Linked DNA regions of Homo sapiens: region 2 is linked to region 1. The links are chromatin loops, found by intact Hi-C in ENCODE. Cell type or tissue: mammary epithelial cell. All regions are shown on one strand. Each heading gives the region's core, and the rest is flanking DNA. Links, peaks and the distances in the headings are about the cores only. Region 1 overlaps DNAJC6 (DnaJ heat shock protein family (Hsp40) member C6). Region 2 has its middle 42 kb from the start of DNAJC6-AS1.

Region 1 (16,276 bases), core at 5,232-13,231:
GTGGAGAACCGAAGTACTGAGAGGAGTTTTATCTTCTGATTGCATTGCTCTTTGGCATTGACCATGGATAAAAACCATCACTGCTTTATTTTTAGTTTATAAAGTACTTCTATGGATAACATTTTACTTCAGCTTTACAACTGCCTTGTAAACTGGGTATAATTGTCTTCATTTCACAGCTGAGGAGACTGAGGCTTAAAGGGGTTAAGTGAGTTGCCCAAGGTCACAGCATAGCAAGCAGGTGACAGCATCGGGATTCCAACCCGTATGTTATTATATAAATTGTCTTAAATCCTGAAAACATGATAGCTTTAAAACCTTAAAAAGCATCAGTGCCATCTTTAGAACAATGACTTAGGATTTTTTTTTCCTCCATGGATATTGCTTTAAATGTTTGAGGAAATAACTGCAAATTTTGTTTCATCCTAACCCTAATAATGCTCTCTACAATGTCCCTCAGCTCAGAATTCCTTGTGACTATTTGAAGCTTCAGTCTTTAATATTGCCTTGTGTTTGATTATATCATGTCAAAGGCAGAGCCTGGAAAATCATTATTAAGGATTTGTAGGTTGTTTGCATGACCTTTTAAAGTAAAAAGGATAGATATGAATAGAAATAAATAAAATTATTTTGCAAAGTAACCATAAGGCTTCAGCCATGTCTGTATCTAATTTATTCACTATAAAAAGTTCTACTGAAGATACATTTTGACTTAGATCACATAATTGAGAAAAAGATGGCAAATTTATCGTTAGGTTAATGTAACTATCCCTTCTTTGGAGAGGATGATAACAAAACTGTCAAAAGAAAAAGATGCCCAGATGAGATTATACTTGCAAAATTTTGTAGGCAGATACACAAACTGCAAGTATAACATGTAACCATGTTTGACAGGAGAAGTAGGAGAACATGGGTTACAAAATCCTTAAGCTTGACAGCCTCTGGCAAGGTGGTGAATAATGTGAGGTCTTTTAAAATGGCTTTCTTGAGATAAAGCACAGAATGTAATGCATGCAACTTTCAGAATTGTTGCTGGAGACAGCAAAAATACTCTTGAGACAGTGCAGGCTACTGAGGAAAATACATGCGGTGATCCAGAAGAAAGTGAGAGCACGGGCTGTTGGGAGAACTGCAAAGAGTTTCCCTGGGACTGGGGCAAAGATGGGTGAAGGAGGAATGCAGGAGGTGAGAATGGGAAGGAAAGCAGTTCCCAGGTTATTCAAGGCTTTGTAAACCATGTAACCCTGTGCCTCTAAAAATTTCTATGAACGGGAGTGATAAGATAAAATTTGTATTTTAACAACATGCCTCATCCCTCTGGAGAGGATTGGAGGGGTCCAAAGCTGTTAGGAGGCTAGAGATGGAAATGGCCTGAACTGAGTAAGATACTAAGTAAGGAGTAGTGGGTGTGTAGAAAGGTGGGTTGGATTTGGGTTTTGCCTATAGGAACAGTGGGAGGAAACAAGGTGACTCTCAGATTTCTTTGTATCTACCCATTCTTACTCCATAACCTCCCATGCTGTAAAATGATGGTGGTGGTAACAATGACTATAAAATTTGAAGGCCTGTTATATTATAGGTGTGAAACTTCTCATCACCTACAAGATAAAATTCAAGTCTTAAAGGGGCATGCAAGCATTCCATAATGTGCTTGTTGCCTATCCTACCACCCTTTGGTAAACACCCTGTGCAGTATTGCTGACCAATTTATAGTTCAGAATCTAAGGTCAGAATTAACAATATGTATTGAGCCAGATACTCTGGTACAAATAACAGTGATCAAATCAACTATGTCTGTCTTTTTTTTTTTTTTTCTTTAAACAGAGTCTCACTCTGTCGCCAGGCTGGAGTGCAGTGGCACGATCTTGGCTCACTGCAACCTCCACCTCGCGGGTTCAAGATATTCTCCTGCCTCAGCCTTCCGAGTAGCTGGGACTACAGGCGCACACCACCCACGCCCAGCTAATTTTTTTTTTTTTGTATTTTTAGTAAGACGGGGTTTCACCACGTTAGCCATGATGGTCTTGATCTCCTGACTTTGTGATCCGCCTGCCTTGACCTCCCAAAGTGCTGCGATTACAGGCATGAGCCACCAGGCCCAGCCTATGTCTGTCCTTTTATGGAGCTTCTTTTGTAGTAGATAGAGACAGAAAAAATAAAAACCCTCAAGATAAAAAGAGCCGTGAAGAAAAAAGAGTAGACTAAGGAGAGTTCATATAGGGTGATCAGGAAAGCATCTCTGAAAAAGAAACATTTAAGGAGAAACCTATAGGAAGTGAGGAGGGAAGCCGCGTGGCTCACTGGGGGAATAGTGGAATTGTAAGTGCAAAGGCCCTGAGGGAAGTACATGTTGAATAGACGAGTAGTGTGGCTGCAGCAAAGACGCAGGGAGAAAGGTAGGAGATAAGGCAAGAGGGGTACAGAGGCCTGTTCCTATAGAGCCTTGTAGGCCATTGCGCGAGCTTTGATTTTTATTCTAAGTGAGATGGGAAATGATTGGAAAATTTTCAGCAGAAGAGTAACATTTGCCTTATTTCTTAAAAGAACACCTTTGTTTCTCTTTATGAACCACACCTTAGGGAGGCAAGGGTGGAGGCAGAGACAGCAGTGAAGAAGATATTGCAATAATTCAGATGAGAAGTGATTGGCTTAGACCAGGTTGGTGGCACTATAGGCAGTGAGAAAAGGTTGATTATACCTCTTTGTATGTGGTAATATAAAAATATTATATACATTTGTATTAGTCTGTTCTCATGCTACTAATAAAGACATATCCAAGGCTGGGTAATTTATTAAAGGAAAGAGGTTTAATTGACTCACAGTTCAGCATGGCTAGGGAGGCTGCAGGAAACTTACAATCATGGCAGAAGGGGAAGCAAACATATCCTTCTTCATGCAGCAGCAGCAAGGAGAAGTGCCAAGCAAAAGGAGGAAAAGTCCCCTATGAAACTATTATATCTTGTGAGAACTCACCACTATCACGAGAACAGGAGCATGGGGGTAACTGCCCCCATGATTCAGTTACCTCCCACTGGGTCCCTCCCACAACACATGGGGATTATCGGAACCACAGTTCAAGATGAGATTTGGGTGGGGACACAGCCAAACCATGTCAACATTGTACATGATATATGTAGTACCTAAATATATATAGTTTTCTAAATTCAAATATACAAAAAAGTAAAAAGGGGAAACACAGGTAGAAACCAGAAACCCATGTCCCCATTACTCAGCTTCGACAATTATCCACTAATGAGCAATTTCATTTTTTCTAAAGCTGTTCTTGCCCCTCTGGATTATTGTGAAGTAGATCCCAGCCATAATGTCATTAAATATTTGAATATGCCTCTAACATGTAAGGGCCTAGCTGGGCATGATAGCATGAACTTGTAGTCCTAGTTACAGGGGAGACTGAGGCTTGGAGTGAGAACCTGCTCAATCAGTCAATCAGTCAATAAAGGGCTCCTTTTAAAAAACACTGTCACAACATTCTCATCTCATCCAGAATCTTAATAGTCCTTACTATCCTCAAATATCCAGCCTGTTCAGATTTTCCTGATTCTTTTAAGTGGGAATCTTATTTTTGCCTTTTTATAGTTTGTTTGAACCAGGATCCAAATAATGTTTATGCATTGAAGTTGCTTGGTTTTAAAGTTTCTTCTCTATGTCTCTTTTGTTCCTGTGTAATTTTTGTTGTTGTTGTTGTTGTTGGGAAAAAAAACCAGGCCATTTGTACTGTAGATTTTCCCCAAGTCTAGATTTTGCTGACTGCATCCCTGTGGTGTCACTTAACCTGTTCCTTTGTCCTCTGTGTTCCCGGTAGATTAAAGGCTTGATCAGACTTACATTCAGATTAGCTTTTTGCAAGACTATCTCGTAGGTCGTGTTTTGTATTTCCATCGGGGATATACAATGTGTGGTTGTTTCTGTTTTTTGTCATCACTGTCTAGTGCCATTGTTTTATTAGGGGCTGCAAATGTAATTCTTACTTTTTTTTTTTGTTTGCTGGACTATTTCTATGAGGAAAAACTCTTCCTCATCAGATATTTGGTTATCCTGGAGTAAAGTTCATATAGCAAACAAAGGAAAAAGGCTTGATTCTTACCCTTTATTTACCAGTTTTCAAAAATAAAAAGTAGGTCCCCTATCCTTCTCTGAGGGTGACTTATGAAGCTTCTCTCTTTCTCTTTTTCTCTTCATTTTATTATTATGAACTCATATTTTTAAACACACATTCATGTTTCAGTCCACTGCAGTTATTACAGTTGGCCCTCTGGGGATTCCACATCTGTGGATTCAACCAACCCTGAATCAAAAATATTTGGAAAAACACCAAGACAACAACAACAAAAAAGTACAGAATAAAACAATGATTTGTCTAGCATTTACATTGCAATGTAATAGGTATTATACATAATCTAGAGATGATTTAAAGTATATGGGAGGATGTGTGTAGGTTATATGCAAATACTACACGATTTTATATAAGGACTTGAGCATCCTTGGATTTTGGTATCCTTGAAGGGCCCTGGATCCAATCTCTCGAGTATATAGAGGGACATCAGTATTCTTACTAATGACTAAATGGACCATCTTTGGTCATGGGAGCCTCTGAAGCTAGCTCCTGAATGCTTCTAACACACTCAAGTAGTCTTTGATGCTTTCCTTGCTTTCTGGTATCACCAGATGTTCCAGGCTCATCTTGTATGTTTTCTGCCCCAATCTTAGAATCAGCCACTTTTTCAAAGGGCTCTAGTTCCTTTTAGAGGGAAATGGTGCATAAAGACCTCTGGTGTGAGGGGTGCTCACTGCTCCTGAGCTGGTTTTTGTGTCTAGGCCTTCTCAGTGGACAGAGCTAGGAGCAAATTTTTTAAAAGGTAAAATACATTATGGATTCACAATTATATTTCTTTCTCCCATGCCAAAATTCTGGTTCTCAGTTGCACCAGTGTAATTACTTATTTGCTTTGTGCCACAATACACAGCCACAGAATCACAATACCAACACTATCACCAAAACAGGTTAAGGTAGTTTTGTTTTTTGTTTTTCTTTTGGTGGTGGTGGGGGTACTGGTTGTATATATTTTGCTTTAAGACAGTTACTTTGTATCTTAAAGTTACTTGAGGTAGTTTCTCTCTGTGTGGTTATATCATCAATTTCATACTAAGCTGGGTTGGTTTGGCTCATTTTGCTATCACTTTTGAGGGGTTGCTTTAAAATTTATGTTTGTAATTATATAGAATATTTACATAGTTTCAAATTCAAATCTTTAAAGCAGGTTGTATTCAAAGAAACAGCTTCTGTCCCTGCCCCCTCTACCCTGTTCCCTCCCTCACAGGTAACTCTCTTTCAAGTTTTGGGTTTATCTTTTCACTTTGTAAATATGTGTGTGTATCTATCCACTCTCTCTTGGATAAGTGGGAGCTCTATACATATCTTAAATTTCGGATAAAATTTGGAGGTAGTACAGACACTATTTTCTGAAAGATTGGATGTGAGGTATGAGAATAGAGTTGAAGCTAATGCCCAGGTATGACATGATTGACTGATAGAATTGAACCACCTGGCCCCGAGTGCCCTTCTTTCCATGTGGCCTGGTTAGCCTCATTCATCTTTGCAAACTCCAGCTTTCTTTGCTCTCAGGTGCTCTCCTCTGTGCTCCATTGATGCCCTCTGCGTCACATTATCCTTCCCATATGGTCTTATATACTGTTTTCATTTGTGTTTGGCTGTCAGTAGACTGTGAGCAGCTTGATGTCAGACATTATGCTTTCTTATTCTGTTTTCCCACCACCTATCACAGAACCTTTCACACAGTAGAAGCTCAATAGATACCTGAGTAAATAAATAGGCCAGGTGTAATGTTGGGTTCTTAAGAAAAAAAAAATGAGGTGGATGTTGTTGTCCTATTTCACAGATGAAGGAACAGGCACTGAAAGGTTTAAGCTGCTTATCTAAAGAAACAGCTAATAAATTGCTGGAGTACGAACCCGAATCTTGTCTGATGCCAAGGCCACACAGCTCCAACTCTGTGTTCTCATTCAGCAGTGGCATGTGAGACTGTCCACAATTAGCCTATTAATTGTGTGACCTCTGCAAGAAAGTGAGCCTCTATGTCTATTTCTACATCTACGAATGCAAGATAGTAATGGCGTGTACATTATAGGGCTGTAAAGCATTTAGAATAATGCCTCATACATAGTAGGGACTCAAATCTTAGCTGATTTTAGGTACAATTGTTATTTTTAGTAGCGGAATATTAGAATACTACTACTACCACTACATACAAAGCCCTGTGCTTGGCACTGTGTATGGAGTCTTCTTTGACTCACCCCATCTTGCCTTCTAGGAGTTTGCAGGCAATGTGCATATGCTTAAAGATTTCAAGAAGGGCAACTGGGGAGTGGTCAGTCAACAGGCAGTCACTTGAGATTAGTGCCAAATGCAGGGAAAGAGGAAAGAAGGCACTTGCAGGTGGCCAACTTGTTAGATAATAGTCCCTCACCCCTGGGCTTCTGGGGCAAAAATAAAAAACAGAAGCCATGGTGGAGATTTGAATGTTTCTGTTCCACCAATGTCACCATTAGTGGCAGCCAAATACTTCGACTCCTTGTCCAGTTTGGTGATACTCCTAACAGTCCTTGCCTTGTAGCATTAATAAGTTGCACAAATCACAATTTAATACTCACATTATATAGACTCTATGAGTCATGGGGTCACCCAGAGTTCATGGGACCTTGGAGAGCAGCAAATTCCACCTCCACATTTTATAGAAAGAGACTTTGTCCAGAGAAGGAAAGCCATATGTTTAAGGGCACACTGGTATTTGGAACTTGAACTCTGTTGGTTAACCTTATGGGTCAGATCATGCAGATTCCCAAATGCCTGGACCCTTGCCTGGGAGGGAGTGGACTCTCAATATGCAAGAGTGCTGAGAGACGAGGGATGATGGCTCCACTGTTGTGCTGGCCACATTGTATTTGGTGAGTCCAGGCTCCTGCTCTTATCAGAACAGCAATGGTAGCTGCTGGAGGAAGAGCTGGCCTCCCTCAGGATGTAGCCATTTCTGCTGCCTGATTCATATTGGGCAAGGTCTTCTTTGGGCCCTTCCATAGCTATAGCCATCTATGTGCTATTGGCGATTGCACTGAGACCTCTACTCTGTCAAAAAGAGGTAAGGAAGAATGTGATAGTGAAAGGGCATGAGATTTAGAGCCACACAGATCTGGTTTGTGTTCTGACCCCAGTGTTTCTTAGAGGTGTGACTTTTATCCAGTCATTTAACTTCACTGGAAACCTCAATTTCCTCCTCAATAAAATGGGCATGATAATATCCACCACAGCAGGTTGTTGTAATGATTAAGTGTGATAATCTATATGAAGCATTTGGCAGAAAAAAAGTGTCCAAAGAATGGTAGCTTCTCTGCCTCTCTCCCCGACTCTGCCTGACCTTCATTTAGGGCTGTCTGTCCTCTGTCACACAGTGTGGCATAGGGCTGTGGCTGTGTTATTACACTTTCTATTTATCAGAAGCTACTGAGGGGTGTTGAAAGATGTAGACTTTAGGCTCCACTCTCAGAGATTCTGATTTGAAAGAAATCTGAAAATTTGCATTTTTTAAAACAGGCACCCCAGGCTATTCTGATGCGTAGCCTGGTACCTAGGCTGACATTTAACCTTGGGAACCTCTTGCACCACTGTTTGCCAGACCCCTTAGCTTGGGCGGGTTATGCAACCTCTCTGAGCCTCATTTCTGCACCTACTAACTGGGACTGATAGCCTGTTTAGCAAGGTCCTTTTCAGGGTGAAATGAAACAGTGTGTGTGAAGCATCTTGCATGAACCTAGCACACAGCGGGAGCCTGGTGAAGATGTGAAGACCGATACCAGACACCAAAGGGCTGCATTGCCTTCTTCCAATCTATAAGCTAGCCGTGGCCCTAGTTCCTTCTTTGGAAACCAAACCCTTGCAATGTATCTGTCCACCTATTCTTACCATTCTGTGGATTTTGCAGAGGACACATTGTTCATGATGGAAAGCCACCTGCTTGCCTGTCACCTGCATTTTTTGGAGACCCTTTTTATGGTTATTAGTGCCTGTCTTTGAAATTTCAGCACCTGTGAGCTCTGATTGTGTTACCTGGGATCTAAAAAGGCAGCAGAGGAGAACAGATGCTGCTAATGACTTATCAGCTCTTTTGTCCATAGTCTTCTCAAAGAAAAAAGGCTGTGACCCTGGGTTTGTCAGCACTGATATGCTTTCACACCACAAAGGGACTTGACAATGGGCAGGTTTCCAAGTCTGTAGAGTGGTTCTTTGGGGGAAGATGGAAAGCATATTTACAGTTTGGTTCTTCGGGCTCATGCTCTTTCTCCACCTTCTGTGCTCTGCTGCCACTACCCCTGGAATGCTGGTGCATGTGGCTTTTGAACATGAGAGTCAAAGACAGCAGCTATTGACCCTAAAGGCTGTGTGTGCCTGTGGGGTGGGTGGGACTGGGCAGCAAGAAGAGGCTGAATTAGGAAAGAGCATCTTGAGCCACTGTCATCATCCCTTTGTGGGACCAAGTCCGTATGAGGGACCGCGATCATAGCTGGATTGTAGTTTTCCACTCCTGCCTGTTCAAGCCTTAGAAACTAGTTTTCATTAATTTCATTGCTATGCAATGAATGCATAGCAGTTTTCCACTCCTGGGTATCTGTTCTTGCAAATATCCTTAGATTAATGCAGAGCAGACATCAGGCCAAGGTCTGCCTTTTTTGTTCTCCAGCAGTGCTTTTGGGTTTGACTGTTTCCTTTTATGTTTTAAGCTTTTAACAAATATAATAGGAGGCAGCAAAATGTTGTCAGTGGAACACAGGCTTTGGAGTGAGACAGACCTAGGGAAGAGCCTGGCTGTATGACCTAAATTTTTGTGTTGGGTCCTGCTGTGGGCTGAATATTTGTGTCCCCTCCTTTCCCAGATTCGTATGCTGAAACCTAATCCTTAATGTGGTAATATTTGGAGGTAGGGCCTTTGGGAGGTGATTAGGTTGTGATGGCAGAGCCATCGTGAACGAGATTAGTGCCTTTATAAAAGAGGGCCCCAGAGAACTTGCTTGTCTCTTTCACCATGGGAGGATACAGGGAGAAGATGGCCTTCTACGAATAAAGAAGTGGGCCCTCACTAGGTACCAAATCTGCAGGCACCTTGATCTTGGACTTTCTCGTCTCCAGAACTGTGAGGAATACATTTCTGTTCTTAATAAGCCACTCAATTTATAGTACCTTGTTACAGCAGCCCAAATGGTCTAAGACAAGTTCTCACTTTGCTCCTCTGTAAAAAGGGGATAATCAAACTTACCTGGCAACATAATTGTGAAGATTAAGTAAGATAATGGACATAAAGCTTGTAGTCTAGTTCCCAGGGATCAAAGGGTGCTTAATAAGTGATGGCTATTGCTGTTATCATCTTGCTGCACTTCAATGCAATTGAAATTGGTTTAAAAGTGAATAGAAACGGTTGGTTTCTTGATGGATTCAATTCAGTTCAATTAAGTGTCCTTTTTTAGATGGCTTACCCTGGTAAGTGTCATGCTGAATACTTGATACAGATAGAAATTAAGCACTCTCTTCTCGCTAAGCTCTTCTTGTGCATTCTCAATTTTGCGTTGCAGCTTTCAACAAAAGCATCCCCTCACCCTTCCCAGTGATTCTAAATTTCTTTATCTACTCATTTGAAGGTTAGTTTGACTTTCAAGCCTTTTGAGATCTGAGCATCATTCACCTTTGCGGTCTCACCTCTCACCCCTCTCTAATATACCACCCAGTTCTGTGAGGAAACACCATAATATCTTGGCTCTAGTATGTACCATTGCCACTGCCTGATACACATTCCTCTCCATTTCAGAGTCTTCCTCCTTCCTCCTGTGTAGTGGAGACGCAATACTCATCTGTCAGTGTTGGATGAGGATTTATGCATATAATTTTTTTGTCCGAAGAGCAGATGGAACCACACAGACCAGACTGCAGGAAAGAGAAGAGATAAACAGTAGACTACCTTACCTGTGGTTTCACTTTCCAAGGTTTCAGTTATCTGCTGCCAACTGCAGTCTGAAAGTGTTATGAAAATTCCAGAAATAATCCATTACGTTTTAAATTGTGTGCCATTCTGAGTAGTGTGATGAAATCTTGCACCGTCTTGCTTGGTCCTGCCTGGGATATGCATCATCCCTTTGTCCAGTGTTATGTTACTGCATATTAGTCACTTAGTAGTTGTGTAAGTGATGAGATTGACTATCTTGGTTATTGCAGTGCTTGTGTTCAAGTGACCCTTATTTTACTTCATAATGGCCCCAAATCACAAGAGTAGTGATGCCAGCAACTTGGATATGCCAGAGAAAAGCTGCAGGGTGCTCCCTTTAAGTGAAAAGGCAAAAGTTCCTGACTTAATAAAAAAAAAGGAAAAAAAAATATTCCGAGGTTGTATAGATCTATGGTAAGAGTGAATCTTTTATCTGTGAAATTGTGAAGAAGGAAAAAGGGAATTCACGCTAGTTGTGCCATTACATCTCAGACGGCAAATGTTATGGCCACAGTGTGTAAGTGCTGTATTAAGATGGAAAAGGCTTCAGTTTGTGAGTGGAAGACATGAACAGAAACGTGTTCCAATTGATGGCAGTTGGGTTTGGTATTATCTGTGGTTTCAGACATCGACTGCAGGTCTTGGACTGTATCCTCTATGGAAAAGAGGGGACTACTGTACTAGCACCTGCATTGGCCAGATGCTAAGTAGAAACAGAAGCTGCCTTGAACTTAGGGAGGCCCTGGGTGTACAGTGATTTTTCTATGCCATTTGTGGTGCCATTTCTGCAGCCCACCAGGGTGCAGCCTGCAGAAGGAAAGTCACACAGCTCTTTCCTCCCTCCAGGGGTCCTTACAATAATGAATGATGGCAAAGAGTCAAAGATAGGATGATGATAATGCCTACTTTTTATTGAGCACTTCTTGTAGATACATGCACATGTGTGTATTTCATTCTTAACAAGTATTATTGCAAAACTGAGGTTCAGAGAGGTTGCATCACACCCTTGAGCATGAAGAAGACAGGGAGGGTGGCTGTAATAATAGGGACAGTCCTCCAAAGCATGACATCCGACTCTTTTGATGGTTGGGCAGCTAGTGTGCCAGGGAAATAATTATCTGTCTCCTTAGCAACCCCCAATATTTGGCTTAGTTGTCATTGATGCATTTCAGTTATCTTCATGTCGTTAAAGAAATAGGTCTCAGGAAATTTAATCCAGCTAGCAGTGCTATGCCTAGAATTCAATTAACTCCATGATTTGCAATTAATGAGCCCTCATGCCAAGATTGAGGTCATAGCATTAATCTTACTTTTATTTTAGGATTTCCACTGTCATGATTTACAGCGAAATCCAGCCAATCTTGTCAGGATTATTGGAGCATAATTAAGCCAGAAAGGCAGGCAGAACAGCTAGTTAACATGGGATCCAGGGAGGGACCACATACCTTTGCTTGGTAAGCCTACCTCAAGCAGGATGGGGCTACATATGAGGATTTCCATCTAAGGACTGTTTCCCAGATGCCTGATCTGTATACATTTCAAATCCCCATCCAATCTCCAAAGAAAATATTTCCGAGTCCCAGTTGGTGAGCCCTTGTGAGTTATGTTGTTGTTAATTCAATGCTACCACATCCACCTCCACCTCAAGTTGCCATTTACTAAGTTGTAAATGTAACAGACAGTGAGTGGGCTTTTACAGATGATGGATTTAATATCTGTGATGATTCTATGAGGAAGGTATCATAGGCCTTCTCTCTGTATAAGGTTATACAGCAAGTAAGTGGCCTTTCCACTGAACTGATGGAAGGTTGTGGCAGTTCCTAGCTGCAGACCATTTTTGTGCTTCTCTCCCTTTCGTGTGTGTGTGTGTGTGTGTGTGTGTGTGTGTGTGTGTATTTTGCCCATTAGGATCTCCTCCACTTTCCCATATAGAAATAAGAAGGTAGGCATGCATAGGCAAATATTGTTTATGATTGCCTTCTAGGTGACAAATACTCATCCATCATTATCTCATTTAATCATCGTATACATGGGAGGAGGATATTATCTACCTCCATTTTACAGTTGAGAAAACTGAGGCTTAGAGAGATTTACTAGTTTGCCTGCTGTTACACAGATAGCAAGGAAGGAGAGTCAGTGTTGTGAATCCAGGTATGCTTGTTTGCAAATCCTAGGTTCTTTTAATCACAACACGCTAGTACTAAATAAATGCTTTTTCTCTTTTCCTGGTTCTCCAGGAGTGGTTATTATTGAGTCGAGAATTTTTGGGAAAAGTAACACGTGGAGAGTCAATTTTTGAGTGGAAGGAGTCTGAAGAGAGGGTAGGAACCAACCTCCTACTACCCACCAGGTAAGGGTGTACTTTTGGCCTTTGGGATTTAGCCCATGTCTTCTGTATGTAGAGTGCAGATCCAGGTTGGCTACCATGTCTGGCCAACCAAGCACAGAAGCCAACCCCTCCCATTGACTTTACTTTTGCTCAGTGTTTGGTTTTTCCACAAGGGAGGGTAGTGGCCAGATGTTTATGAGAAGGTCTCCATAAGCCAAGTCCACACCAGAAGCTGACCCCACAGCTAGCGGTAGCTTTCTTTGCCCTAGAGACCAGTGAAACAGAGGAGTAGCAGGTTCTCTTTGTACTTAGGTAGCAGATTTTCCTCCAAATGCTTGCTGTGGGTTTTTTGGGTTTTCTCCTAGGATTCACCTTCAGACTGTATCTGCCTCCCTGTGTAGTTAGCATTTAGAAGTGTCCTCACTGGGTTTGCTTAGCCTCATTGAACATTTTTATGCCTGGCATGGCTTACTAGAGACTACCTATTGGAAGTGCCTACTAATACAATTTTCTGATAATTTAGATGCTGAAGGACTTCCTTGAAATTTTCTTCGGCTGGCTTGGGATGGAATACTTGCTTTTGAAATATGCCCTAAAGAGTGTGCTATCCCTGGGGAAATCCACTTGTCTCAGGCAATATTAATCTGCTCTGCGAACAGCTTGTTGGAAATTTGCTGATAATCCATTTTTTTTTTGTCATTCCATATCTCAGTGTGAGAGAGTAAGAGAATTTGGTAAAAGTTCTTACTTTTTAGCTTGACCTTCTGAGGTCTGAGGAGCACTCACCTTCCCAGTCTCATCTTCCATCCCTCTCTAACACACCCTCAAGTTCCCTGAGGAAACAACATTATATCCTGGTTCCAGTATGTATTATAGTTGGTGCCTTAGGAAAATTACTTTCTTTTTCAGAGACCCCTGCCCCACCCTTCCTCATCTGCTTAGGGGAGACTGTAATACTCATCTTTCAGTGCTGGGTAAGCCTAGCATGTTCCCTAGTATGCTTATAATCAGAGCTCAGTTATGATCCTTTCACTTTTATGTCTGTCCTTGACATGATGTTCTCTTAACCTTTGCTTGCTCTCCAACATTATTTTGTACTAAATAATGGACTAAAATGCCCTTCAGCCCATTTCCATCCAAACTGCAATTCAGGCATCACCTCTGCCATAAGCCATCCTCTTTCCAACAACCTTCAACACCACCCCCGCTCCACCACCCCTGCCTGCCACACACACACAGACATACACAGGCTGGAAATAAGCTCCTCAGAATGCTTATCTACTTTATATGCAACTTTATAATACTTCTTGGTGTGTCTAAACAGTAGAAAATCAACTAATAATTATAATGCAGCACTGTGAGAGATATGAGAGAAAAAATACTAATGACTCAGAAGACTACATTTCATTGCTAAGTGGAAATATGGCAGGTCCAAATCTATACACAGTATCATCTTTATTTCTATGTATGTGGACACACAACACAAAATGTGTATATGTACGTATACACAAAAACAGAACTAAGAATGTAAGGATATATAGTCTCCAAAATGTTAACAGTGGTACCCTTGTTTATTTTCTTCTCTATCTTAATTTCATCTTCTTTGGTTTCAGTAGACCTCAGGGGTAGAGAAGTGAGTTAATCATACTGCTTTGCAGTCTTTATACGGCACAAGGCCCCGTCTGGTTTTATTGTAGATTTTCTTTTTTTTTTTTACTTCATCAGCCTCAATTCCATCCTCCTCACCCAGCCATTTGGTTTCTTTCTGATGCTCTTTATGTATGTCCTTAAGTGTGCCCAAATTTTCCACATTCTTTATGTCTTCTATATTATAGATATATATGATATTATTGTGTAATGCAACGTATTTTAATGTATAAAATATAACAAAATATAGGTAATGTTTATATTTATATCTGAATGAAACCTTTTTTCATAAATTAGAAACTGGAATTCATGTCTCTGCTTTTTACCTCTTTTCCCCGTTGTCTCCCCTCCCCTCAACACTGCAATCACACACACATGCATGTGCACACACACACACGTGCACACATACACACACACACAAAAATGAAGATTTTCTTGACCAGTCGTACTTCCAGTTCCAAAATCTCAGGATTCCTTGTTGCATATATTGGTTGACTCCCTCCCTTGAGCTCTCTGATATATGGTTTTGTAAGAAGTTTTTAACATGATTTTTCTCAAGTAATTGAGCTCCTAGTTTTTAGCATAGTACAGCAGAGTTTGAACAGAGAATGACCAATGGCAATGCAGACAGCCTTATTGGACTAAGGATGGCATTTTCTGGTGATTCGTATGTTTGGCTTATCTTCCCCAGTCTAGGCTCTATTCAAGCATATGGCAAAAGGGACACACCATTTGCAGTTAGAGCAATATTTGTTTCCTTGCCCTGCCAGCTACTAGCAAGCTAAGTGACTTGAGCCTTAATTTCATCATTATGCCTTAAAGCACTTCAATGAATCTTAATTGACACCCAGAAATACGCATTTTTTAACCTTTTGAAATTTGTCGATAATTATTTTATGCCCCAGCATATGTAAACACTTGATAAGAGGGTATATTCTTCAGTTGTTGGTTGCAGTATTCTATAAATGTCAATTAGGGCAATGTAGTATTGTTGTTCAAATGTTTTCTTCCCATACCAATGTTTTGTCTACTTGTTCTTAAAAAGTCTGCATTTGTGATTGTGGGTTTGTCCCTTTATGTCTACTTTTCTGTTCATTTTTGCTTCATATACTTAGAAGCTGTGCATACATTTAGAATGATATGGAATAATTGACCCTTTATTATTATGAAACATTATTCCTTAACTCTGTAATATTGTCTTGAAATTAATTTGTATCATGTTAATATAGGCCTACCTGCTTTCTTTTGCTTACTGTATGATTAATATTTTCTCATCCTTTGCTATTAACCTATCTGTAACTTTGTAATTAAAGTACATCTCTTGTAGACAGCATATAATTTGTGTTTTTTTTATGCAGTCTGATAATCTCTGTCTTTTAGTGATAGTATCTGGCCTATTTAGATTTATTATAATTATTAATATAATTGGGATTAAGTCTACTCTCGTTATTTGTTTCTAACTATTGCTTCTGTTTTTAGTTTCTCTATTCTTTTCAGCTTTGTTAGGATTAAGCATATATTTTAATATGAAATTTTAATTCTTCTGGCTTTTTGGCTATATATATGTGGTACGTATATTTGTGTGTGTGCATGTGTGTATATATATAAATATATATAAATATATATGTAAATATATAAATATATATGTAAATATATATAAGTATATGTGAATACATATAAATATATGTAAATGCATATATAAAAATATATATGTAAATACATATATAAAAATATATATGTAAATATATATATAAATAAATATGTAAATATATATATATAAATATATATGTAAATATATATATTTGGTATGTGGTTTCTCCAGAGATTGCAATATTTATTCTTCACTTATCACTGTATACATAAAATAAAATAAGAGAATGTTATAGCAGTAAAATTTCACTTACCTTCCACCCATCTTTTGTGCTATTTTGTCATATATTTTTCATCTGTGTAATAACACCACAATACAATGTTGTTATTTTTGCTTGCAACAGTGATCTTTCAGATGCATTAAGAGAAGAAAACCATAATCTTTTATATTCACCCAGACATTTACCATTTCTGGTACACTTCATCCTTTCCTACAGATCTGAGTTTTCATCTGGTAACATTGCCCTTAAGGCTGAAGAACTCCTTTTAGCATTTCTTATAATGCAGGTCAATTAGCAACACATTTTCTTGTGTTTTTAATATAAAATTTTGTTTTGAAAGGATTTTTTGCTGTCTATAAAGTTCT
Region 2 (16,276 bases), core at 2,633-10,632, 77 kb before region 1:
ACAGTGTGTAAGCTCCCCGATTCCTTACTGAATATGGTCAGACTTTTAAATGCTTGCTAATTTGATGGGTATGAAATGATATTCCATGTTGTTTTATATTGAATTTTCTTGATGAATAATGAAGCTGAGTATCTTTTCACATGAATATTGGCCATTCTTGTGTGAACCTTTGTGAAAGGCCTATTGATGTCTTTCTCATTTCTTTAACTTGGGTTTTTTTTTTTTCTATCCATTTTAGGAACTCTTTAAATATTCTGGATATGAATTATTTGTTGGTTTAGAGGTCTAAACAACTTTTAAAAATGTACTTAATCATGCCAGTAGTTCTAAATGGGAATATGAACAAGCTGTGCTGAGTTGAAATTAACCCTCCAAATGCTTCCGTCCATTCCAGAGAACCATATTTTACTCAAATATCAAAGTCCGTAGGTTACAGAAAAGGGAGCAAATGACAAAAGCATTTTATGAGCAGTAGACTTCTCTAGCCCTTGAATTATGGTAGATAACTGGCCTTGAGTTCCTGCCACCAGAAATTCCCTCCTCTAAACCCTGTGGTGGTTGAGGAGCCCTTTCCTGAGCTGTGGTATTCTCTGGGAAGACACAGGTTGGAACTAGAGTCAGTTTCCATCAGTAGATAGTATTTTGCAGAACAATTTACTTGGAGAAGAAAGAGGACAGAATTTCTGTCACGTCGATCAGTGGTTTATTCTCTCACTGCCATTGTCTAGCCATATGTCCCTAAAAATAAGCCACATTGAATGGATGTAATGATCCCTACCCAGCCTATTCCTAAGGATATTAGAGAGATCAAATGAGACCATAAAAATGAAAGGGCTGTGTAAATACAAGGTTTGTTAGCCAGGCTCTGGGAAGTAACCAACACTTTGTCAGAGTGGGAAAACCTCACTGACCCACAATCTTTGGGTCTGTGGCTCTGGCCCTTCTCCTACCACCTGTTCTGCATACAGGTGCATGATTGTAGAGAGCTGTGCTTCTCCAAGGTTGGTCTCCAGACCAGCAGCATGAGAGCAGCAGCATCAGCATCACTCAGGACCTTGTTAGAAATGCAAATTCTAGGCCCCCATCTCAGAGCTACCAGATCACAAACTGAGGGGTGGGAGGATGGGGAGGGATAGGAGGCTGGAACCTGGAAATGTGTTTTAATAAACTCTGCAGTAATTCTGACACATGCTAAAGGTTGAGAACCACTGACTTAGTAGGATGAGCAAGGGTTTTACAGCCAGCAAATGTGGGTTTAAATCTCAACTCTCCTACTTGCCAACTTGTGACATGTAAATTACTAGACCGTCTTGGGTTTCCAACCTCTCACCACTAAAAGGAAGACCGAGTGTGGTGTAGCAGGTGAAGCCACTCTCCTTCCTTCCCATTTCCTTTACAGGACTGTGTGAGAAATAAATGACATGACGATTCTGGACTCTGCTGTGTTTAGCTGTGTGTCTCCTTTGGCAAGTCTCCTTGCCTCTCTGCCTCATTTTTCTCATCTGACAAAACAAATGGCAAGAGTTAATGTGTGCATTGCTTTTGTCACACTATGTGCCAGCCACTGTCTTAAAGAGTATGTGATTTTATTTTATTCTTACAATAAACCTGTTTTACAGCTTTCATTTTACACATAAGAAAAACTGAAGCAGAGAGAGGTTAAGTAACATTTCCAAAGTTATACAACTAGTAAGTTGGGATTCAAACCCGGGAGGTCTGCTGTGAGTCCTTGCATTAAAGACAATGCTTGCCAAGTAATAAGTTCTCAAAAAATGGATGATGATGATGATGATAAGAAAATAGCCTGGCATATAGTAGGTACTCCATATAAGCCATGCTGCCCTCTTCTGTGGCTAGCCCTAATCCTAAACATCTATCCCCTCCCCGCAGTAAGCACATTTTCTTTTTCCTTCTCACCTCTTTTCTGGCCATTTGGGTGCTCTGAGCAAGCCAGACAGAGGCTTGGCTGGATGCAGAAAGACCAAATGTGGTGTTGCAGGTGAAGCCACTCTTTGGGAATGAATGACTAAGCTAGCAGAAGCTCTAGACAAGTTATTGAAAGATCATTTCATCTGCCTAATTTGGAATATATATTCTGGGTCTCTGCTTACCTATCAACTAATCAAGAATTAAAATGCCTCAAAAGTTCCAAGGGAGTGTAAAAGCTTTTTTTTTTGGTGCCCAGTTTTTCCTCAGAGTAAAATTTGCAGCTGGGAAAGTTTAATCCACAGTATGACAGCAGTGTTTTTTTCCTTTCATTTTTGTTTTTTTGCTCAGACAATAAAAAGCCTTATTCCCTTTCAATTCAGGGTTTCACTCGTTGTTCTTGAAAATTCCCTTCAGTTTAGCTCTCAAGATGGCCTTGCTTGCTGAGCATGAGTCACTGGTTTAGTGACTCAGAGTGGCATCTAACAAGACAAGGATGTGCAGGGTTGTCAAGGGACTTAGTGGCCAGTGGAGCCTGCCTGAAGCTTTTCCTAAACCCAGTTTTTGAGATAGAGCATCTTTTCCATTAGCGGCTGTTCCTAATCATCCTCAGTACCAGTTTATCTGAAGCTTGGGGTCTGACAGAGACATTGCCTTGTTGTGGAAAGCTCTAGAATCCATCCTTGTCCTTAACTGGATGTGGCCTTGAGATTTACTGTGTGACAGGACAAGACTTCTGAGAGTTCACCCAGCTCTGCTTGGAACGGCCGCAGAATCAGGAGGCCTGTGCTTCTGGAAATATGGTGTCAGGAGGGAAAATAAAGCCTCTTTTTATTTGATGAGGCCTTCAAACCTCTTTCAACTTTAGGAGAAAAAAGATCAATTAAAGTTGGATAGAGAAACAGACACATGTGATGAAGCAAATATACCCAAATATACTTGGATATGGGGCCCACTGTACAATTCTTTCAACTTTTTGATATGTTTGAAACTTTTCAAAATATAATGTTTGGTACAATGCAGATACCCCTAGAAATGACTACACTTTTGAAAACATTATTCCTTTTGCAATATAAATGGGTGTTTTCCTTCCCTTCTCCCACTTCTTTTCTACTCCTAGCATTGGTCTTTTTAAAATTTTGGTCTAGGGAGCCTTCTTGATTAAAAAGGGCCTGGAATAGTTAGAAAGAATGAATAAGACCTAGTACTTGATAGCACAACAAGGTGACTAGAGTCAATAATAATTTAATTGTACATGTTAAAATAACTGAAAGAGTATAATTGGATTGTTTGTAACACAAAGGATAAATGCTTGAGGGGATGGATACTCCATATTCCATGATGTGATTATTATACATTGCATGCCTGTATCAACATTTCTCATATACCTCATAAATATATACACCTACTATGTACCCACAAAAATTAAAAATAAAAAAATTTTAAAAAGGGCCGGAGTGAGGGTGGTTGGTGATTGGCTATTCCTTTATGCCAAAGACTTCATATTCTTCTTCATATGTAATTCTCACAATAATCCTACAAACTAGTTATTAATTTCTGTATTTTATGAGGAAACTGAAGCTTAGGGGAATAAACTTGACCCAGTTACAAGGTAATACTACTCATCTTACAGCATTTATGGAGCCCTTACTTGATGTGTCAGGCTTTGTGTTATGAACCTTAAACCTATTAACTTGTTTGAGCCTCACCAAGCTGTGGAAGGTGGGTACCATTATTACCTCCATCCTGCAGATCAGGAAATGGAAACTTAAGAGAGGCGCAGCAACTTGTCTCAGCTTATATTCCAGGGGCTGGTACATGGCAGGGCCCATGTTTGAATCCATTCTCTTTATTTATTTTTTGAGGCAGGGTCTTGGTCTGTCACCCAGGGTCTTTCTTGCTCTATTGCCCATGGCTCACTGCAGCCTTGACCTACCAGACTCAAGCATCCTCCCATCTCAGCCTCCCAAGTAGCTGGACCACAGGCTCATGCCACCATGCCCAGCTAACTAAAAAAAAAAATTTTCATAGAGACAGGGTCTCACTATGTTGACCAGGCTGGTTTTGAACTCCTGGCCTCAAGCGATCCTACCACCTTGGCCTCCTAAAGTGCTGGGATTACAGGCGTCAGCCACCTCTCCCAGTCCTCTTCTGCTTTAGAGCTCTTGCCCTACTATTCAAATCCACGCTTTGGCATTTCTTTGCCTACTTTGGTAAATTGGCATATCTAGTGGAAGCCTCTTGACCTGAGGCCACAGGCTCCTGAGGACAGAGAATGTTTTGTTCAGCACCGTGTCATTCCTAGTGTTCATAGCAGTGCCTGGCACCATGAATATTATTGAATAAAAGAGTGCATGAATGATGGCTTCTCACCACCTACTCCCTCACCTTCTCAGCCCCCCAAAGTGCTCCTCTTGGGCACATTTTGGCTATCCTGGACTTGGTCCTTGGAGATAAAGATGCCGGTTTCTCTGATGTGGTTTAGCCAATGTCGCATTTGGTGGCCAGTAAGGAGTTGTAATGAAGGCAGATTTTCCTTATTGGTCTTAAGCTGTCAAAGACAGCAGAAAGATATTATCCACTGCCAAGGAAAGATGGGAACCAAAAACAAATACTTAAAGTTTCCCAAAACTTTCAAGGAATCTTCCAGCTGTGGCAACAAGAAGTCCTTAGTAGCCATGAAAGCTCTCACATTATAGCTATGTTTGACTCTTGGGTTGAAGTAATGAACAGGTGAACACTGACAATTAGTCCTCTTAAATGTGCCCAAGCAGTTGGTAATTATACCCTGCATTTATTTAGTGTTTTGTTTACAAAATTCTGTTCTCCCTTTTGATGATATGAACAGCCCAGTACATATATAGGACAGCTATGATTATTCCCACTTTACAGATGAGAAAACTGATGCCAGAGAGGTTCTGTCATTTGCCCTACACTACGCAGCTAATAAAAGGTAGAGACAGTAGAGACAGGTCTTCAACCCTTTTAATGCCTAGTCCAGGAAATTTTTAATATCAATATTGCATTTAACTCAGTAATTTCTGAGGATGAGTAACAGGAAGATGTATTCCTTTCTGTTGCTCTTCTTCCAATTTAGTTAGGTTATGTATTTGAGTCAGTTAGTCTTTCTGGATACCAGTTTGCTAATCTGTATCATGGGGAATAAACACCATCCATCAGTGAGTATGCATGAAGCAGAGGAGACTGGGAGGGTTCAGAACTTAAAAAACAATTTCTGAGTGAAGCTGTTTGGAAGAGACTGTGATGACTCTTACCTATTATCCATAAAACAAATTAAATGGCACCTCCCTTGGCAACCCTACCTAAAATGGCACCCCTGTTACCTCATTACCATGTTTCATTTTTCTTCACAGCATTTATTGCCATTTATTATATGTCTATATTACCTGTCTGAATCCTCCCACCAGAGTGCAATAACCAAGAAGGCAGGGACCTGAAACCCTAAGAGGTGGAATAGTGCCTGGCACAAATAACCACGTGTTGAATAAATGATTGAATTAATGAATGAATCTGAGCTGTGGAATGATTCAAAGTAAGTTTGAATTGAATGACTGAAAGATTTACTTGAATCCTCCTTGCTCCCCAACAGAGGGGTGTTATGGTTTGGCATCCTCATACATATTCCTAGTCTGCCACTCAATGGCTTACAACCAGTCACTAAAGCCTCCTTGAGTATCAACTTAGGCCTGGGTGAAATGGGTTCAATAACCTGTGTCCATGCAGCAGACACAGCCCATTATATTGCCCTGTATGCCTCTGTACTGTAACAGCCTGTGAGCAGCGTGAGGACCGAGGGCTGGTCCTGTGCACTGTTGTATCCCCAGTACTTAGCATACAGCCTGGTCCACAGAGAGGTAAAATAAATGTTGAATGAATGAATGAAAGTACAGGGCTCTGAATCCTCCTCCAAAGCTGACTTACCATCTGAAAATAAACCTGGTGCATGGCACAGACATTCCCCTTTCAATTCAGAGATGAGGAGGCGCTAAACAGTTGGTTCCCTATCCTGAGGGAAGGAAAGGCAAGCCTCGGCTCCAGATCCGGTTCCATGCCATGTTTTGGAATTTGTGTTTACGTCTGCCTTCATCCCCATCCTTTCCGCTCCAGCATAAGCAAAATTATAACCCCGCACACCGACTTGCATGCAATTATCATAGCCCGAGTGCTCCTCCGTTGAGAGACTTCGCCCCCGAGACCGCTGACTGTGAATGACAAATCAAAAGTCAGGGTTGCAGAATCAGCCGGACTTTCCTGCTCATTTGCAGCAGAGGGAGGAAGCAGAGAATGAAAGATTCTGAAAATAAAGGTAAGGGGCGGACTGCAGAAAGATGGCTAAGAGAGGGCTAAAGGCTAAAAGATGCTAGGGATGCGATGTCACTCCACAGACATATTTAGTTTGTATTAATGGCTAGTTTAAAATTACCATACCTATATTAACATTCTAGTTATATAATAAACATGATGACTTTAAAAAATGACTAGCTTCTAGTTTCCAAATATTGTGTCATTCAGCTTTCCATTTTTATAGTCCTAAATATAACCCTATTTTTGCATTCTTAATCTTGGCTGAGTAACACAGCTTTCATAGATTTCCTTAGACTAGCTCCCAGATTTTTGATAATTTTATTTTGGGGGTGTTCACAATAGTTAATAATGAATATACAGGTTTTCAATGCATTATGAGAATTGGAATATCTGAAATAATTGGGACTTAAAACAGTTTGGGTTCTGAAGGCAAACGCTGACGGAGAATCCTTTAATGAACATTAATCTTTTTAGAAGCGCTCCATGGGGAGCCGTCGCTGACCTTCAGAACTGTTTATCTTGCAAAGAAATGCTGGGATGTAAACTACCCCCACTCCATCAGCCTCCACACCTTACCTCCCCCTCACCTCCCAACACTCTAATTCTGTTAGAGGGATGGGGGAAGAGAGAAACGAATTTAAATAAAAACTCAAAAAAGGAAAGGGCTAACCGAAAAATGAGCCAACCAAATTTTAAGTTCAACAACAAGCATTCTGGAGGATTCTGGGGTTTTAAATTCGGAGGCTCCTTAAATATTCTGCCGCAGTTGGGGGAGGAGCGATGGACCCCTAGGTCTCCGGAGGCTACACGTGTTCCCCGATCCCGTTTCCAGGGGGAGCCCTTCCTTCCTATTGCGCTGGTCGTGCTCCTGGCCCGCGTGCCCAGGAAGGGCGCAGCGGAGTCGCGTGCCCGTCCGGGCGGAGGACGCCGTCTCCGCGCGGCGGTGCCGGGCCCCTGCTTCCGGAACGCTAATTTTAGGGTTCGCCGGCCCCCCTTTCTTTTCACCCGCTTTCCGTGCGAGCCGCTGCGCAGCAGTCTGCGCTTCGAGTGCGCTGTGTTTTAAGGAGGCCCCGGCGCTTGCCCCTTGGGCTCGGGGGCTTGGGTGCGCAGGTGGGGGCTGGCACGCAGCCCGTTGGGCAGGTTTCGCGCAGCGACCCTCCCCACGCCGGAGCTAAGTTCTTTGGGTGAGACGTGCAACAACGCAGGCCCCAAAGCTCTCTGCGCGCAGCGCCGCGGGGCTTGGCCTTCTCCAGTCCTCGGGAGTCAGCCACCGTCTCTGGCTTGTTATAGGATTCCCACCTCGTGGTGGGCAATGATATATACATATTCAACATTAGAAAAAGAAGGAAAAAAAAACCCCACTCACAATCTAATGCCAATGGAGAGAATGGTATTTTAATCTACGAAACTGTAATGAAGGCTCTTAAACAATCCCACTTTCCATAATTGAGGCTTTCAAAAGGGCCAGGTAGCTGGTGGTGTTTGTATTAACATCTCATAGGCTCTGGATCATTCACAGCCACGTATTGATCTATGTGGTTTTGACGTTTAAATTTTAATGAAGCAGCCTTAGTGGGGAAGAAAACAGCTATGCATGTGCCTGGTAAGGGGGAAGAGGACCTGTTCACTCCTGTTTCTAAGCCAGCATCTTAAGAGTAGGTATTACCTGTGTGTGAAATCAAAGTATTTTAAAATTAACTCTAGGAAGAATGTTGGATTTTCCTGTGTTGTTTTCAGTGGTTGGAGAAAGGGTTTCTGGAGAGAAAAAAAAAATTGCTTATTTGCCAAGTCATGCTAGGCCATGGACATGATTTAGAAAAAAAATTAAAGCTGCTTGAATTGGAGGCCCAGGTTAAGGTTAATATTCAACATTGTTTGAAATGGAAACACTCCTGGTTTCTCAGTGTATCAGTGTGTTTTAAGCTCAGATCCCCAGCCTTTTTCTAAGGAGAGTTGGTATTTAGAATTTTTTTTTTTTTTTTTGAGATGGAGTCACGCCCTGTCGCCCAGGTTGGAGTGCAATGGTGCGATCTCGGCCCACTGCAACCTCTGCCTCCCAGGTTCAAGCGATTCTCCTGCCTCAGCCTCCCGAGTAGCTGGGATTACAGGCCCATGCCACCACGCCCGGTTAATTTTTGTATTTTTAGTAGAGATGGGGTTTCACCATCTTGGCCAGGCTGGTCTCGAACTCCTGACCTCAGGTGATCCACCCGCCTCGGCCTCCCAAAGTGCTGGAGTTACAGGTATGAGCCACCGTGCCTGGCCGGTATTTAGAATTTTTGTTTTACTTTGTACTGGGAAGAGCCTTGGGTTGGGAGTCAAGATTGGTAGGCTCTGGCTTGTTCAGTTATAACTCATTTGTGACCTAGGACAGGACTCTATTTCTTTGGGTCTCAGTTTCTTTATCGCTAAAATGGAGAGCTATTAGACTAGATTCCTGTTTTTCAGATTGTGAGTGGTGAGAAAGCAACTTAGTGAGTCTTAGGCAACATTTTAGATCGATGAAATAGAACAGAAACTGTCAGAAATCATTGCACATAGCAGAGGTAACTACTGTTTCCTGAAACTTCTGTTATAGATATTTATCTTTATGCATGTGGGTATAAGCCGTATTCTGACATCACATCGGTTTTTTTTTTTCCTGTGAGTTTCAGTCAAAGAAGTTTGAGGAACACTGAAATAAATCATAGCTCAGTAATGGTTTTCAAGGAGTCTGTGAAATGCAGCTTTATATGCATATATATACAGACAGAGAGAGAGAGAAAGAGAGAGTCAATAGTTTTCCTCAGATTTTTAAAGGATTCTAAGACTCCAAATAGGTTATGAATTACTGTATTTCTAAGGTCCCCCAGGCCTTTTCCAAGCCTAGTTCTTTGAGAGCAAAGTATCCCTTTAGGGCTGCTGGGAGATGGGTATGTGTTGACAGAGACCAGATAAGTGTATGGTGTGAGGTGGTGTGTGTGTGTGTGTGTGTGTGTGTAGGTGTGACCATAGCAACCAGACCGTGAGAGCCATTCCTGGGTCCCAAATTACCAGTTGGTGTCCTGAATATGAGACATAAAAACACTAAAAATTAGAGTCTCTGTGTTGAAAAGGACCACAACAAAACTATTAAAATATTATGAATTGTTTGGAAGTCAATTCTTTTTGTAAAGACTGAAAAAGAGAATCAGGTAAAATTATAAGAGGTTGATGGGGCAAAGAAATCACCAGGATGTTGCAGGTTCAGAAAGTGAATTTTTGTAAGCTACCATCACATGAGTGGTTCAGTAAATGTTGACTTGTGCCTTAAGAACTGCCTGCCTGCCTTTTCCATCTTTTTAGTTCATCTTAGGGACAATTCAGTGAGGTTTTTAAATACAAAAGACATTGTGTAACATTGATCTAGCATATCTCAAAATGTTTTGCAAGCCAGGAAAAAGAAATTAAGTATAAGGCAACTAAAAAGAAAATAGTTGAGTGAGTTAATAAGTAGATATTGGCAAACATGACAGCTAATTATAACAATAAGAACCATAGCTCCTATTTAATTAACAACTGTTATGTGAAAAGCTCTCTGGGAGGTGCTTTACATATTGTCACAACACTGCAAGGTAGGTGGTATTTTATTCTGAAGAAATAGATTAAGAATTTTGTACAGGGATACATAGCTAGTTAATGGCAGAGCCATGATTCAAAATCAGGTCTTTTTTTATCTCCAAAACCATTCACATGGTAGGCAAGTACTTGAAAATAAGTAGCCCTGTACTCTGTAAAATTACAGTTTTTAATAAAATTGTCAACATTTTTAGAATTAACTTACCTATATAAAAAGGGAGATGTGAACCTTAGAAAATGATGGCTTTTGACTAATTTTTTAGGTTGTTTTTATTTGGAAAACAGATATTTTAACTCTTCAAATTCAGCTCCAAATTTTCTTTTTACTAAGTTCTTTGAGTATGTTATGCAGCAAGGTCTTAGAGGCACAAAATAATAAGAATGAAGACTGAAAATTTGGGTGAATTTTTTTTTGGTCTATAAGAGGTCAAAGAAAATAGTTCTCATTCCAATTTTTCTGTTATTTTTCTAGATTTTATTTTAAAATGGCAAACATGGCATTTGTTTAGCAAACAAAGTTACACATAACATTTTAATAGTAGGATTTAAAAGTTGTCATGACTGGGCGTGGTGGCTCAACCTGTGATCCCAACACTTTGGGAGGCTGAGGTGGCAGATCACTTGAGGTCAGGAATTCAAGACCAGCCTGGCCAACATGGTGAAACCCCCTCTCTACTAAAAATACAGAAATGAGCCGGGCATGGTGGCATGCACCTGTAATCCCAGCTACTGGGGAGGCTGAGACAAGAGAATCGCTTGAACCTGGGAGGCGGAGGTTTCAGTGAGCCGAGATAGCAAGACTGCACTCCAGCTTGGGTGACAGAGTGAGACCCTGTCTCAAAAAAAAAAAAAAAAGTTGTCTATGCCAATGGTTCCTGAGATAACTTTTCACTGGAAGTTATTACAAAATCTAATTGGGTTTGAGCAGGGTCAGATTCAGACTTTTAGGCTCTAAATATTAAAAAATAGTGTGGTGTTCATCCTCCAATCTGTAATTCAAAATAAGTGTAAAAAAATTTTTAAAAAGTTGTGATTTTTCTTAAACATCTTGACTACTTTGATACTTTTAGAGAAAACTCAAATTCTTTCAAGGATTTTTGTCACTGCTGCATGTGACTGGGTGAGTTGGTGAAATGATACTTTAGCTGGGGTGATCTGTAAATGACTGAGTGACTTCTCAAAGCTTCAGGGGTAGCATGTGGTTAAGCTGGGATTAGAGACTGGTCTATGCCAGTGGTAATCAATGGGTCTGGTATTGCTTTTTGGGCTACACACTGGAAATCTGCAGGTATGTTATTTGATGGTCATATGATTGAGGGGCGCTGCCATTGGCAGAAACTAGAAATGATAGTGCCCTCCGGTGTTCTGGGCTGTTCCATTCAATGATGAATTAGCTCATGTCCTGTGCAATTTTCAAATGTTTTGCTGAAGATGTAGTAAAACCTTCTATACTTTTCTGGGCTTAGAACATAAATTGGTTTCACTGTACACTGAAACTTCCAGGATTAAAAATGCTGTGTAAATCTAAGGAAGATTATACTGAATTTTGTTCAGGAAATCACTTACCCAAAGCAATGCCACTTGTGTTTTAGACACCAGTACAACACACCTGAATCATAAAATCTATATACAAGTGCAAGTAGCTACCTACTTAATTATGTTTTCTAATATAGTCGTCTGAGCATTTGCATATTGAAATACATGTTGCTTTATTGTAAATAACTTATTTCACTTCTCTTTTACATTACAGTTGAAACGTATATGTATATATATATACATATGCATAGTTTAATTTTGTGTTAGGTTATTTCATCTTTAAATTTCATTTTGAGATACTAAACAAGAAAATACAAAATATTTTTATATGTTACTCAGAGTTTAAAAATGACTTGATTTTTACCCCTGAATGTTTTAAAATAATTTGAACCAACATTAAAACTTTTGGAGACTATAGGTTCAATAAGGTATTTATGGCTTCTTTAATAAAGATTAGAGCAGTCTGCAACAATGAGATTGAGCTGAGTATAAATTACCCTCTTTAAAGGGCAGATATACTGGGTTATAAGGGTTATAAATCTCTAAAAGTGATGTTACTGGTCGTTGATTATTTTTATGCTATTGTTACTGCCACTTACATTTTTATTTTTTGTTTTACTATTATTATTTTTGAGATGGAGTCTTGCTCTGTCACTCAGGCAGGAGTTCAGTGGTGCGATCTTGGCTCGCTGCAACGTCCACCTTCCAGGTTTAAGCAATTCTCCTGCCTCAGCCTCCCTAGTAGCTGGAATTACAGGTGCACACCACCACACCCAGCTAATTTTTGTATTTTTAGTAGAGTCAGGGTTTCACCATGTTGGCCAGGCTGGTCACCAACTCCTGACCTCAAGTGATCCGCCACCTTTGGCCTCCCAAAGTGCTGGGATTACAGGTGTGAGCCACTTGGCCTGGCAAAATTTTTTTAAAACATTTTATTTATATTCTCTCAGCAGGACAATCTTCCTAGCATAACTGTTGAGGGCCCCTCCAGTCTCAGGTTTTGACCTTGTTTTTTATTTTTTTTTATTAACTTAAAAAACATTATTATTTTTTCATTTTTATTTTTGACTTGACGATAACTGTATATATTTATGGGGTACAATGTGATGTTTTGATAGAAATCTACTACATTTTGGAATGATCAAATCAGGCCGATTAGCATATTTATCACCTCAAATATTTATCATTTCTTTGTGATGAGAACATTTAAAATCCTCTTTTAGTAATTTTGAAATATACAACACATTATTATTAACCCCAGTCACAGTGCTGTGCAATAGGACAGCAAAACTTATTCTTCTAACTGTAACTTTGTGCCTATTGATCAGCATTGCCCCTTTCCCTGCCCATGCCCCCACCTCCCAGCCTCTAGTAACCACCTTTTGATTCTCTAATTCTGTAAGTTTGGCTTTTTTAGATTCCACACACAAGTGAGATCATATGATATTTGACTCTCTGTGGCACTTTAGAATTTCATTTTCTAATTGTTTATTCCTGGGATGTAGAAATAGAATTGATTAGGCCGGGTGCGGTGGCTTATGACTGTAATCCTAGCACTTTCGGAGGTGGAGGCAGGTGGAACACCAGAGGTCAGGAGTTGGAGACCAGCCTGGCCAACATGGTGAAACCCTGTCTCTACTAAAAGTACAAAAAAAATTAGCCGGGTGTGGTGGTGTGTGCCTGTAATCCTAGCTACTCGGGAGGCTGTGGTGGGAGGATTGCTTGAACTAGGAGGTGGAGATTGCAGTGAGCCAAGATCACACCACTGTACACTCCAGCCTGGGCAACAGAGCGAGACTCCATCTCAAAAAAAAAAAAAAAGAAAGAAATAGAATTGATTTTATATGTTGACCTTATTTCAGTGACCTTGCTAAATTCACTTATTAATTTCAATAGTTTTTAGATTTTAGGGGCCTTACTATGTAGACCGTTTATTTTTCTGTAAATAATGACAGCTTTTTCTTCTTTCTGATCCTTATACTTTTTCCCCTTTGTCTCATTGCACTAGCTAGGATCTCTCTTATAATGTTGAATAGAAGCAGTGATGGTGAGTATTCTTATCTTGTTACTGATCTTAGGGGAAAAGCTATCACATTTTCACCATTAAGTACAACATTTGATGTGGGATTTATATGGACACTTAAAAATTAGATTAAGGAAGTTACCTTCTATTCCTACTGTGCTAAGTTTTTATCATGAATCAGTTCTGAGTTGTAACAAATATTTTTCTGTATTATGTGCATCATATGATTATTTTATTCTGTTAATATGGTGAATTTCAGTGATTCTTGAATGTTAAACCAACTTTGCACTTTTGGAACAAACAACTTCGTTGTGATATCTTTTTATATATTGCTGTATTTGACTTGCTAATATTTTGTTGAGGATTATCTTTGTCCATGAGAGAGATTAACCTGTGATTTCCTTTTGTTGTGGTGCCCTTGCCACATTTTGGCATCAAGGATATGTTGACCTTGTAAAATGAATTAGGAAGTATTTCCTATTTCTCTATTCCCTGGAAGGTTTTTGTGAGATTAGAATTATTCTTTAAATGTCTGGAAGAATTCACTGGTGAAGCCATTTGGGCCTGGAAATTTTGTTCTTGGAAGGTTTTAAAATATGTTTTTTTGTTTGTTTGTTTATTTATTTTACTTTTGTAAAGATGAGGTCTCACTATGTTGCCCAGGCTGATCTTGAACTCCTGACCTCAAGTGATCCTGCCACCTTGGCCTCTCAAAGTGTTGGGCTTACAGGCGTGAGCCACTCTGCCTGGCTTCAGTTGTTTTAATAGTGTATGTTATTCAGATTTCCTATTTTTGTGTGTGTTTTAATAAATTCTGTTTTTTTAGGAATTTGTCCATTTCATCTGAATTTCCACATGAGGTTTTCTTTATATTCTCTTATGATCTTTAAAATGTTTTTAGGTGGTGTGGTCCTGTCCTTGTTTTTTATTTCTGATAGTGGCATTTCTATTTATTGTCCTGGTAATTCTCACTTATTTTGATGCAATATTGTCAAGGTCTTATACATTTGAGTAGTCTCTGTAATCTTTTACTGGTTAATTTTTTGTATTATACATTTATTTTTCATCTCATGAGTTCTTGCTTTTGTCTTTATTATTTCCTCTTACACTCTTTGGCTATAACTTATGACTTATTTTTTAGTTTTTTGAGATAGAAGGTATCTTTGATTTTCAGCTTTTCTTTTAAAAAATATTTTCATTTAAGGCTACACATTAATATCCTTTAAGCCGGCCAGGCGTGGTGGCTCACGCCTGTAATCCCAGCACTTTTGGAGGCCGAGGCAGGTGGATCACAAGGTCAGGAGTTTGAGACCAGCTTGGCCAATGTGGTGAAACCCCGTCTCTACTAAAAAATTACAAGTATTAGTTGAGCACGGTGGTATGTGCCTGTGATCCCAGCTACTCGGGAGGCTGAGGCAGAATTGCTTGAACCCGGGAGGCGGAGGTTGCAGTGAGCCGAGATCACACCACTGCACTCCAGCCTGGATGACACAGCAAGACTCTGTCTCAATGAAAAAAAAAATCCCTTAAGCTATATATATAATATCCTTTAAGCATAGCTTTTGTGTACACCTGCAAGTATTGTTATATTTTCATTATTTAGTTTAAAATATTTTATACTTTTCTTTTTGATTTTTTTGACCCATAAGGTAGTGTAACAACATACTTTTTAATTTTTAAACAGTTGGGGAGTTTCTAGTTCTCTTTTTGCCATTGATTTCTAGCTTGCTTTCACTGTAGTCAGAGAATATATTTTGGATGACTTGGAAATGTTTTAGACTTGCTTTGTGACCCTTCATATGATCAATTTTTATATTTATATGTTGTACTTAAAAGAATGTGCATACTAAGATAGTTTGGTTCCATGTTCTATATATGTTAATTATTTCAATTTGTTAATCCTGAGGTGCGGATCTTCTGTATCCTCACTGATTTTTTTCTCATTCTGTTGGTTCCCAAGAGAGGGCAAACTCTTCCATTATAATTTTAGATTTGTCTATTTTTCCTTTTATATTTGCCAATTTTTGCTTTACTTTGTGGCTCTGTTATTAGGTGCATACCATATACAGTTATAGTTGTTATATCTTCATTATGAAATGTCTTTCCTTATCTTGAGCAATACTCCCTTATAATCTACCTTTTTGATATTAATGTAGCTATACCAACTTTCTTTGTGTTAATAGATACATGGTAGATCTTTTCCCATTTGTATACTTTTTCTTTTTTATTATTATTATATATTTTTTTGAGATGGAGTCTTGCTCTGTCATCCAGGCTGGAGTGCAGTGGTGTGATCTTGGCTCACTGCATCCTCCGCCTCCTGGGTTCAAGCGATTCTCCTGCCTCAGCCTCCCAAGTAGCTGGGACTACAGGCGTGTGCCACCACACTCAGCTAATTTTTATATTTTTAGTAGAGACAGGGTTTTGCCATGTTGGCCAGGCTGGTCTCGAACTCCTGACCTCAGGTGATCCACTCACCTTGGCCTCCCAAAGTGCTGGGATTACAGGCATGAGCCACTGTGCCCAGCCTATACTTTACTTTTTTCTATACCCATATATGTAATCTGTATCTTTTAGAAGCAGCCATAAGTGAATTTTTAAAAATCTAGTCTGACAATATGGTCTTTAGTTTGAATATTTAAACCATTTAATATAATTATTGATGTGTTAAGTGCTATAGCTACCATGTTACTCCTTGTTTCTTATTTGTGTCCCATCTGTTTTATATACCACTTTCTTTTGGATTAATCAAGCATTATTTTTAACTTTCCAACATATTCTTTACACATTTGTTTTCATTTTACTTTTCTTTGTGTGTATGTGCGTGTGTGTGCCTGCGTGCGTGTGCAAGTGATTACCCCAGTGCTT

The links. Peaks named below come from ENCODE experiments on the same cell type or tissue, not always from the same donor. Only the 100,000 strongest peaks of a DNase experiment are listed, where the experiment ranks them.
Region 2: it touches region 1 in a loop (2.5-fold over the local background); 3 of 110 quality-filtered maps call a loop at or near these places.

Annotation. Positions count from the first base shown.
Region 1 is chr1:65,333,310-65,349,585 of GRCh38, forward strand. All of the region lies in intron 1 of DNAJC6 (DnaJ heat shock protein family (Hsp40) member C6), which reads left to right. Among named protein-coding and RNA genes, the nearest start is that of DNAJC6, 32 kb to the left of the region's middle. In mammary epithelial cell, for the core only: no CTCF peak of the experiment used is centred there; a DNase peak (open chromatin) is centred at 10,182; H3K27ac peaks cover 1,158 bases.
Region 2 is chr1:65,258,680-65,274,955 of GRCh38, forward strand. It overlaps a transcript of DNAJC6 not described here. Among named protein-coding and RNA genes, the nearest start is that of DNAJC6-AS1, 42 kb to the right of the region's middle. In mammary epithelial cell, for the core only: a CTCF peak has its summit at 7,082; a DNase peak (open chromatin) is centred at 6,002; H3K4me3 peaks cover 885 bases.